2 separate regions of the Homo sapiens genome follow, and region 1 is linked to region 2. The links are chromatin contacts, found by Hi-C in ENCODE. All regions are on one chromosome and are shown on one strand. The core of a region is the stretch at or near the end of the contact, and the rest is flanking DNA. Distances in the headings are between cores, read along the strand shown.

Evidence for each region. A loop is a pair of places that touch in the nucleus more often than their neighbours do. Pooled maps may share reads with other maps.
Region 1: a loop to region 2 is called in a map of mammary epithelial cell, with 10 times the contacts of the local background. The contact joins the enhancer-like site here to the promoter of POLN in region 2. A Hi-C loop is called at or near these places in 1 of 168 maps with a recorded cell type or tissue (mammary epithelial cell), 1 of 37 single-sample maps with no recorded cell type and 9 of 50 pooled maps.

The regions. Positions count from the first base shown.
Region 1 is chr4:3,035,216-3,040,071 of GRCh38, reverse strand. It overlaps GRK4 (G protein-coupled receptor kinase 4), which reads right to left. Exons shown (of 16, transcript NM_182982.3): 13 at 4,549-4,686; 14 at 2,561-2,698; 15 at 1,559-1,696. Among named protein-coding and RNA genes, the nearest start is that of HTT, 37 kb to the left of the region's middle. RefSeq lists enhancers at 1,625-1,674, 1,685-1,774, 2,355-2,404. Within about 2 kb of position 1,796, at least 4 of the 41 ENCODE cell types and tissues checked have a DNase peak (open chromatin) inside an H3K27ac peak, as active enhancers do.
Region 2 is chr4:2,239,065-2,243,735 of GRCh38, reverse strand. POLN (DNA polymerase nu) reads left to right here and starts at 1,615. Exons shown (of 26, transcript NM_181808.4): 1 at 1,615-1,685; 2 at 1,946-2,216. It overlaps HAUS3 (HAUS augmin like complex subunit 3), which reads left to right and starts at 1,615. Exons shown (of 6, transcript NM_001303143.2): 1 at 1,615-1,685; 2 at 1,946-2,216; 3 at 2,643-3,698. The coding sequence starts at 2,790. It also overlaps the pseudogene COX6B1P5. RefSeq lists a silencer at 1,185-1,544 and enhancers at 2,225-2,324, 1,931-2,432.

The sequences.
Region 1 (4,856 bases), core at 547-3,046, 800 kb before region 2:
CATAGGAAATGCAGCAGGTAAGTTCTGCATGTACCATGGCTGAGGCATGAATGTCACAGGGTCTCTGGCTGCCTAAGAAGCAGTGTGGGGAGAATGGGCTTCACTCTGTGCAATCAGATTCTCTCAACGGCAGGTTTTCCCCAAAACGTGGGAACCTGGGTTCCATCTCCAAGTGTGGACACTGGGACCGGGGCCCAGGGAGGAGCATTTATTTCCATGCAGGGCTGGCTACACACTGAGGGTCAGGGAGAGCCATTTTGTTAGTTCACACCTAACCCTTAGTTCTCAGAGGAAAGACAGCCATGGGAAATGCCACTTTGAGATATTTCCCACCTAAAGCTTATTTTTTTTTCCTTTTTTTTTTTTTTTTTTTAAGACAGAGTTTCACTCTTGTCACCCAGGCTGGAGCGCAATGGTGCAGTCTCGGCTCCCTGTAACCTCCGCCTCCCAGGTTCAAGCGATTCTCCTGCCTCAGACTCCCAGGTAGCTGGGATTACAGGCACATGCCACCATGACCGGCTAATTTTTATATTTTTAGTAGAGATGGGGTTTCACCATGTTGGCTAAGCTGGTCTTGAACTCCTGACCTCAGGTGATCCACCCTCCTCAGCCTCCCAAAGTGCTGGGATTACAGGCGTGAGCCACCACGCCTAGCCTATTTTTCATACTGAAAGAAAGATGGATTAGAATGTTAGTGGCCAAGCTCTGAATCAACCCCCTGGGAACACACAGGGTGCAAAGTAGGATGGCCCACGAATCCAAGGAGAGACACTTTGCATGGAAAAAAGGCTTGTCTACATTTAATGCTATTACAGAAAGTCTTTCCAAAGGATTCCATTTTTCTTTCTTTCTTTTTGAGATGGAGTCTTGCGCTGTTGCCCAGGCTGGAGTACAGTGGCACGATCTCGGCTCACTGCACCCTCCACCTCCTGGGTTCACGCGATTCTCCTGCCTCAGCCTCCCAAGTAGCTGGGACTACAGGCATGTGCCACCACACCCGGCTAAGTTTTGTATTTTTAGTAGAATTGGGGTTTTGCCATGTTGGCCAGGCTGGTCTCAAACTCCTGACCTCAGGTGATCCACCTGCCTCGGCCTCCCAAAGTGCTGGGATTACAGGCGTGAGCCACCGCACCCAGCCAGGATTCCCTTTTCAAAAAGGAATCCACTTTCCCCGTGCAGCGGGCGAAGGAGGTGAGTCTAAGAGCCAGAGCAGGGAGAGATGCACTGTGAGTGCCATCTGACGAAGGTTCCACAGGATGCCGATTTCTGAGCCCAGTGTAAACTATTTTGTCAGCGACACGGGAACCTGTTTGTAAATGCTGGAAGGTAGTCCTGTTTTGGATCAGAACAGTCTTCATCCCAGCAACAAACCTCACTGCGAGGGTGTTCTCATTGTTCTGGCTGGCCTCCACCTAGCACCATGTGGCTCTCAGACTGTATAAAACTGCCTGTAGGAGCCATCGCAAACAGAAAAAGTACCAGGTTTTCACCTTGGCAGTCAGTATGTTTTTTTTTTTTTCACATACACACACATATATTAGTTTTTAAGTCTTTTTACCCCTCTTCTGAAGAGTCTATAGAAGAAGCCTCTGTTTGGTCTGGAAACCGGGGTATGTATGTTCTTGTCTAGATCTAATGGCAAAGCTTCCTCACTTTCACTTTTGTTGATGTCTTTGAAACACCCAGATTCGATCATCTGCATGCACAGAATAACAGGACAGAGAAGCCGCAGAGAAACTGCCAGGTCAGTGGGTGTCTCCCAGTGCCAGCAGCTCCTGCCCAGCCCCGTGCGGGGCACCTCAGAGCTCCTGCACCCACTGTGGGGCCCCTTTTCTGGGTTCCTCCTTCCCTGCTTCCTGACCTCTTCTTGGAATAAGTAATGTGGTCTCCTCTCCCCTTGTCTCTGAGTGTACTCCCAAAGCAGGGAACTACCATGGGAACCCTGGCTGCCAGCCAGCCCTGCTTAGGGAGTGGGGCTCGGGGTGGCAGGCAAGCTCCCATCAGACCCAAAATAGCTACCTCCTGTCCACTTCCTGTCATTGGGACCAGGGACAGCCGCTGTGCTTCTGGACAGCTGCTGATATGGTCCTTGGCTTGCCCATGGTCTAGTCCTGTGGTCAAAAGTCTTATACAATCTTTTTTTTTTTTTTTTTGGGTGAGACGAAGTCTCGTTCTGTCGCCCAAGGTGGAGTACAGTGGCGCAATCTCAGCTCACTGCAACTTCTGCCTCCCAGGTTCAAGCGATTCTCCTGCCTCAGCATCCCTACTAGCTGGGACTACAGGTGCCTGCCACCATGCCTGGCTAATTTTTGTACTTTTAGTAGAGACAGGGTTTCACTATGTTGGCCAGGCTGGTCTCGAACTCCTGACCTCATGATCTGCCTGCCTCAGCCTCCCAAAGTGCTGGGATTACAGGCGTGAGCCACTGCGCCCAGCCGTCTTATATAATTTTATCTCCCAAATACACACAGACACACACACACACACGGACACACACACACCCTTTTCCCTGGGTCACTGTTGGAACTAACGTAAAGCGGCTGTGCTGGAAGGGCAGTACCTCATTCTGCCAGGGGATGGAGACACACCCGGTAGCAAACCGAGCATAGAAGTCTTCATCTGCGGTGTCCAGGTAGATCCCTTTCACCACCGAGAACTGCTCGATATCCAGGACGTCCTTACAGTAAACGGCATGAGGCTGTGTAGCAAGAACAGGGGCAGCCTCTGAGATGACTACAGCAATTCTCAGCTCCCTCAGTTCCCAAGAATGAAACGCCCAGCAAACTGACGCATAAACACCGCCACTCTCCCTGTCTCCATTCTTTTGCCAGGCCCCTCTCACTTGAGGCATTTTCTAAATCACAGAATGTGTCCTCTGAAGAGGTGGTTCGCCAGCTTTTAGTGTCACCAATTTTGTGGTACTGTCTGTGCCAGGTCCCTTGCATGCCCTGGCTCTCTCCCTCTTTCTCACACACACACACACACACATACACACACACATACACACACACACACACACACACACACCCCTCCTGAGGCCATGCCCTTCTCCTTTCCGTAGTGCAAAATGGATTGCAAACAGAGGTCAGGGATGCAGGGCAGGGTGGACTGCACGTATTGGAAGATGCAGCACAGAACCGGAGAAGTGTGAACAGGGACAGAGGCCACCAGCGGTGGGATCCCTTAGTGACAATTCTCGCCCCTGCCTCCAATTCTTGGTGCACTCCTGGCAAAGCACCCGGAGAAAACCTGAGGAACAGCAGCAGCTCCCACTTCCCATCCTCCTGCAGGTCCACTGAGTGGTCTCCAAGGCTGCAAGGGACCTCATCCCTCCGCTCAGCTCCCTGAATCAGCAGGTCCCTCCTCTGGGACAGGAACCCAGGTCTGCAGCTCCTATCCCGGCACTGCTGTCCTCAGAGGCAGAGGGTCAGGCAGGCAGGAGGGAGTGCCAAGGTCCGGGTCTCCACCTGCCGCCAGTACAGTTCCTTGCACTTTCAGGGCAAAGGAACAAAAAGCACGGAAGTCGGCAGCTGTGGGACCCTCATCTGCTCATGCCGGAGGCACCCGCAGTCCTGAGAAACTTTTCACCCAGGACTTGTGCACTACAGTGAGTGTTTCAGCAAAGCAGTGGCTCCAAAGGCCACGGTCAGCACAGCTGTTAGAGTAGCTGCTCTTCACTCATTCATACCCTCAAGGTGGGGAGGCGGAAGTGGACCGGCAGGCCCCGCCCCTCGGGGACAGTCCAGAGGAAGGTGTCCCAACAGCACACTCACAAGGAGGCACAGTGACCACTTCAGGGTCCTCAGTACGGGGCCAGGCCACAGTCCCAGGACCTCATGAGAAGCAGAGTGGGGACACGCGTTCCAGACAAAGGAAGCAGGGCCTCACGGCTGTGGGAAACACAAGAATGAGAGAGAAAGCCAGCCCTGAGACCAGAAAGGGGACACGGGTGGCCAGGCGTAGTGGCTCATGCCTGTAATCCCAGCATTCTGGGAGGTCAAGGCAGGAGGATCACTTGGGGCCAGGAGTTCAAAAGTAGCCTGGGCAACATAGGGAGACCCCCGTCTCTAGAAAAGAAGTGAAAATGAGCTGGGTGGTGTGTGGCTGTGGTCTCAGCTACCTGGGGGGCTCCCCCAGCAGTGAGGCTGACAGTGACACGAGGCAGGGAGCTAGAGCACCGCTGAGGTCTGTGAGGGGCCCAGTGAGTGGCCAAAGCACACTGGGGTGACGGGGGAGGGAAGAAGAACCAGGTAGGACAGGCACCATGAGCAAAAGCCACATGCTAACTGTACCTGCTGATTCTGTATCTGTTGTAATAAAAAACAAAAAAAAACAAAAAACTGTGTTGCAGCCGGGCACAGTGGCTCACGCCTATAATCCCAGCACTGTGGGAGGCCAAGGTGGAGGACCACTTGAGGCCAGGAGTGCAAGACCAGCCTGGGCAACACAGTGAGACCCCCCATCTCTATTTTTGAAAAAAGAAAGAGAAAAACCGTGCTGTGCGGATCACTGTTCCTAGGGCCCTGCTCGTCCTGGCAATGCACTTACATCAGGACAGAAAGGGGGCTCCAGCATGTTTGCCTCCAGCCTCCTGAAGTTGATGTCCTTGAACACGGGGTGCTGCTTCACCCCAGCCGCTCCCTCGCCCCTGCAGCCCAGCCGCTTGCTTGGATTCTTGGTGAGTAACTGCAAGAGGCAGAAATGCAACCCACTTGAGCCTCTGGATAAAAATGAAAACTCAAAACTCCCCTGCATAATAATAACCAAAGGACTCGGGAGGGCAGAGCAGGTGCATCTAACAAATCATTTCTTTTTTTTTCTTTTTTTGAGATGGAGTCTCGTTCTGTCACCCAGGC
Region 2 (4,671 bases), core at 366-2,865:
GGGTCCTCCCACCAGGCCTCCCCGTTCCAGCATCCCTGGTTTCCTTGCCTGCAGATTGGGCACCACTCTTTGAATTTTTTCCCATCATGTTTGTTTTTCAGATCATTTTAGGCCTTATTGACTTTTAAAAGAGGAGGAAAAAAACGTGAAACAAGTGAAGAATGAATAGGAAATATCTTTGACTCGATCAGATTACAATATTTGCCTTAGAACATTCTTATTTCTCTCCTTAAAAATATTAAGAAAAACTATCCAAACGACTTCTACCTAGTCACCCTGGACTAGGACATTGTCTAACAAGCCACCTTTAGGGTCATTTGACGCTGAAGGGAGGGAGTACTATTATATTTACCCATGACCAAAGCCCCTGCTAACCTGTGGAAGACTGAGGAGTGGCAAAGGATTTTTGTTTGGTAGAGATGCAAACGAATTCTGTCCAATAGAGAGGTCTGGTTTCACTGGGCTGTAGGGCATCAGCCAGATTCACATGAAATTTAGCAATCCCGTTTCAGTCATCTTTCACTGACTGCCATCCTCTTTGGAAATGGTGTACCATCCTCCTTGAGTTAAATATATCGATGTATTTAACTCAGGCCATTCCGTTTATTTCTAACATTTTGAAAAGGGAATTGTGGAGGAAGTCAGCTTTTTTTTTTTTTTTTTTTTTGAGACGGAGTCTTGCTCTGTCGCCCAGGCTAGAGTGCAGTGGCGTGATCTCGGCTCACTGCAACCTCCACCTCCTGGGTTCAAACGATTCTCCTGCCTCAGCCTCCCGAGTCGCTGGGATTACAGGCGCCCACCACCGCGCCCGGCTAATTTTTGTATTTTTTAGTAGAGATGGGGTTTCACCATCTTGGCCAGGCTGGTCTCGAACTCCTGACCTCATGATCCCCCCCCCCCCCCCCCCCGGCCTCCCAAAGTGCTGGGATTACAGGCATGAGCCACCGCGCCCGGCCAGAAGTCAGCTTTTACATAGTGTTCTGGTGAGGGATTAGAAATTAAGTGTTTTTGCAAAATAAAGTTCATTGTAAAAGACTCTAAGCGAACAATCCCTAACCCTTAAAATGTACCAGGCATTGGTCGGGCTGCTGTGAATGTTCCGGGAACTCGTCTCTCTCGGGGGCGAGCGCTATCACCGCCGGGCTCCAGCCTGTCTCCCAACCACCAACCTGCGCTGCTCTTTGTACCATTCAAAAGTGCCTTCAGAGGGTCTAGATTGAAGTACGGGGCAGGGCAGGCCTGAAGCACAACTGACGGCTCCGTTGAGAGCAGGCCCGCAGCTTCAGCTCCCCAGAGGGCGCCCCACCGCACCCCTCTGCACCCCTCTGCACCCCATTCATTGCCCAGGCTCCGCCCCCTGCCCAGGCCCCGCCCCTGTCCAGGCCCTGTCCCCGCCCTTCCCGGCCCAGACCCCGCCTCTCTCTGCCCTGCGCCCCGCCCAGGAGGCAGGATGCCCGCAGCGGCCGGGGGCCGAGCGCCGCCTGCTCAGCTCCACCCCATAGTCCAGCCTCGCCGACTCCGCCTCTTTTGACACTACGCCTGCGCAAACAGTCATCCCCCACGACCACGCCGTCGCCTTGTGCGCTTGCGCGCGTCCAGGCGCTCCCGTGAGGCAGTGCGAGGCGCGCGGGGCACGGAGGGCGGTGGCGGCGGGCTCCTGCGAGAAGCAAGCGGAACTTCCTGAGGTGACTGACGCGGGCCTCGGTTCTGGGCGCAGGGGTGTGGGGCTGGAGGAGTGGCCGCGATCCCCGTCTGCACCCAGGTGCCTCTTTTTTTTCCTGCGCTCCTGGGGGCTCCTTCCAGGTGCTCCAGCAGCTGCCCGGGGATCAGGGCCCGGTCCGCTGGGCGAGGAGCTGGGGCGGGGGCTGTGCGGGGCCTGTCACCCCCGTCTTCTGCAGCTCGGTGTCGACGGCGATTCGGTGGGCTTGTGCGTTTGTTTTGTCAGCGTGCTTAGGTGTCACAGCTGGGTGACCCTCCGAAGGAAGGTTTTGCCGCTGGCGCGTCTGGTGTATCGCGGCCTTGGGGCCGCGGATCCCTGGGGCTTGCCGCTGCCTCTGGGGTTCGCGCGGCCCTGGCGTCGGGGCTGCCTCAGCGCTGGCTGAAGGCCGGCCCGAAGCACCCTTAATTGTGGCCGCGCGCTTCCCTGCTGCTCCTGCTGTTCTCCGCGTCGCGGTGGTGGACTCTGGAGGTGGAGCCTTGCCCGGCGAGACGTTGAGGTAAATATTTAGTTGATCTTCAGAAGATGTGCCATGCTTATTTGCGTCTTCTTACGTACGGAGGGCAGGGAAGAGAGGCTGCCTAGCCTCCTGGTGGCTTGGGTTTGTTTGGATCCATTTATTTTGAATTAAAAACAAATGCTGCTCTATAAAGTGTAATGCATTTTAAACCATTTTATCTTTGGAAAAAAAGATAAAATGGATCCAAATAGATCCACTTTCTTGTTAATTACTTTTCGTTACTGTTGCGGTTTTCTGAGAACTAGCCTAATTGTTTCTGTTTCTCTTTATCATCATCAAACATTGCAGCTACGACTACCTGTCATTTATCCCGCTCTCGGATATCATGTGATATTTGTCTGTGTCTTCTTTTTAAAAACACTGTCGTCATATTTGTGGTCTAATACTTGTTTTCTTCCCCCCTAGGAGGAATCATTATAGATTCTAAAAATATATTTTCCCTTCTCTGTGGACTTGGTATAAAACGTAGCTTTTTTTCTGCTTGGATTTATTTTCTAAAAATCAACACCGTAAACCCATATCAGATACAACAAAATTGGGGTAGTTAAAACCATGAGTTGTGGAAATGAGTTTGTGGAAACATTAAAAAAAATTGGTTATCCCAAAGCTGATAATCTTAATGGAGAAGACTTTGACTGGTTGTTTGAGGGCGTTGAAGATGAATCGTTTCTGAAGTGGTTTTGTGGGAATGTGAATGAACAGAACGTGTTGTCTGAAAGAGAATTGGAAGCTTTTAGCATTCTTCAGAAATCAGGCAAGCCTATTCTAGAAGGGGCGGCATTGGATGAAGCTCTTAAAACGTGTAAAACTTCTGATTTGAAGACACCTAGACTGGATGATAAAGAGCTGGAGAAATTAGAGGATGAGGTTCAAACTCTACTGAAATTAAAGAACCTAAAAATTCAGCGACGTAATAAATGTCAATTGATGGCTTCAGTAACTAGCCACAAATCTCTGAGGTTAAATGCTAAAGAAGAAGAAGCCACTAAAAAGCTGAAGCAGAGTCAAGGAATTCTAAATGCAATGATCACTAAGATCAGTAATGAACTTCAGGCTCTTACTGATGAAGTTACACAATTGATGATGTTCTTCAGACATTCTAATTTAGGTCAAGGGACAAATCCACTGGTATTTTTATCGCAATTTTCCTTGGAAAAATACCTAAGTCAGGAAGAGCAAAGCACAGCAGCATTAACTTTGTATACCAAAAAACAGTTCTTTCAGGGTATACATGAAGTAGTTGAAAGTTCAAATGAAGACAATTTTCAACTTTTAGATATACAGACACCATCTATTTGTGATAATCAAGAAATCCTTGAGGAGAGACGACTAGAGATGGCTAGACTGCAGCTCGCATACATTTGTGCTCAACATCAGTTAATTCACTTAAAAGCAAGTAATTCGAGCATGAAGTCAAGTATAAAATGGGCAGAGGAGAGTCTTCACAGCCTAACCAGCAAGGTAAGCATAAGAAATGAGATTGGATTCACATTGTAATTATTGTTAGGAATAGAGGAGATAATATTGCTGTTAAAGTACTTTAGAATGGTGCATCTGAGAAGAGATTACATTTTATTTTCTTTGTTCAGTGCTTATTTGTGATCTGTGTCAATGTTTCATACAAATAGTTCCATACGTTAATGGAGGGCAGCAATAGTAATTATAATCTCTACCACATTATCTAATTTATTTTAAACAAAAGTGCTTTAATTTGCATTCCGAATTTTAAATTTGTGTAATGCAGATACAGACTGGACTGAGATTTTCTTTTTAAGATGTGGCTAGAAACTAATTGCTTTATTATGGGTATTCTGCCTCGTTTGCTCCAACCAGAGCATAGTGCTAATGAAGTCAGAGGTCCAGGTTCAGTAGACTGAAACTGATTTCTTTTTGAGAATATATGGATAGATGTATTGCAGATGTCTGTCTGCACTCTTGGAGAGCTTGTTTTCTTGGTAATATAACTGCTAGATACTTGAGTAAAAATGTAACTTTTCTGAATCAGAATATCAGCACCAAGTTAGTTTCTATAGCTGACAAAACATTTGAATGATATAGGAAATCCAATAATTACGTAGAAGTGCTAAAATCAACTGGCCAACTAGGACCTATTGAAGTAATTTTAACTTAAGAAAAACTAGTAACATATACTTGGATTCAGTGAATAGTGTCCTATTAATAATGATTCTGATTAAAAGAAGTATAATAAGATCTCTATTTTGGTAGCCGTTACTATATATATGGTAGTAATAGCAGTAAAATTTAGTAATTCATACCCTTGACTTAGTCCACATTTTTCCCTTTTAAACTGTAATTTTTGTTTATATGAATATTAAATTAGTTTTCATTCATTGAGCTTATTATCTGGTCACCTAAAGTGGAAAGTGAAAATAATCTTAAGATGATTTCAAATTTAGGCATACAGTTTGAAATG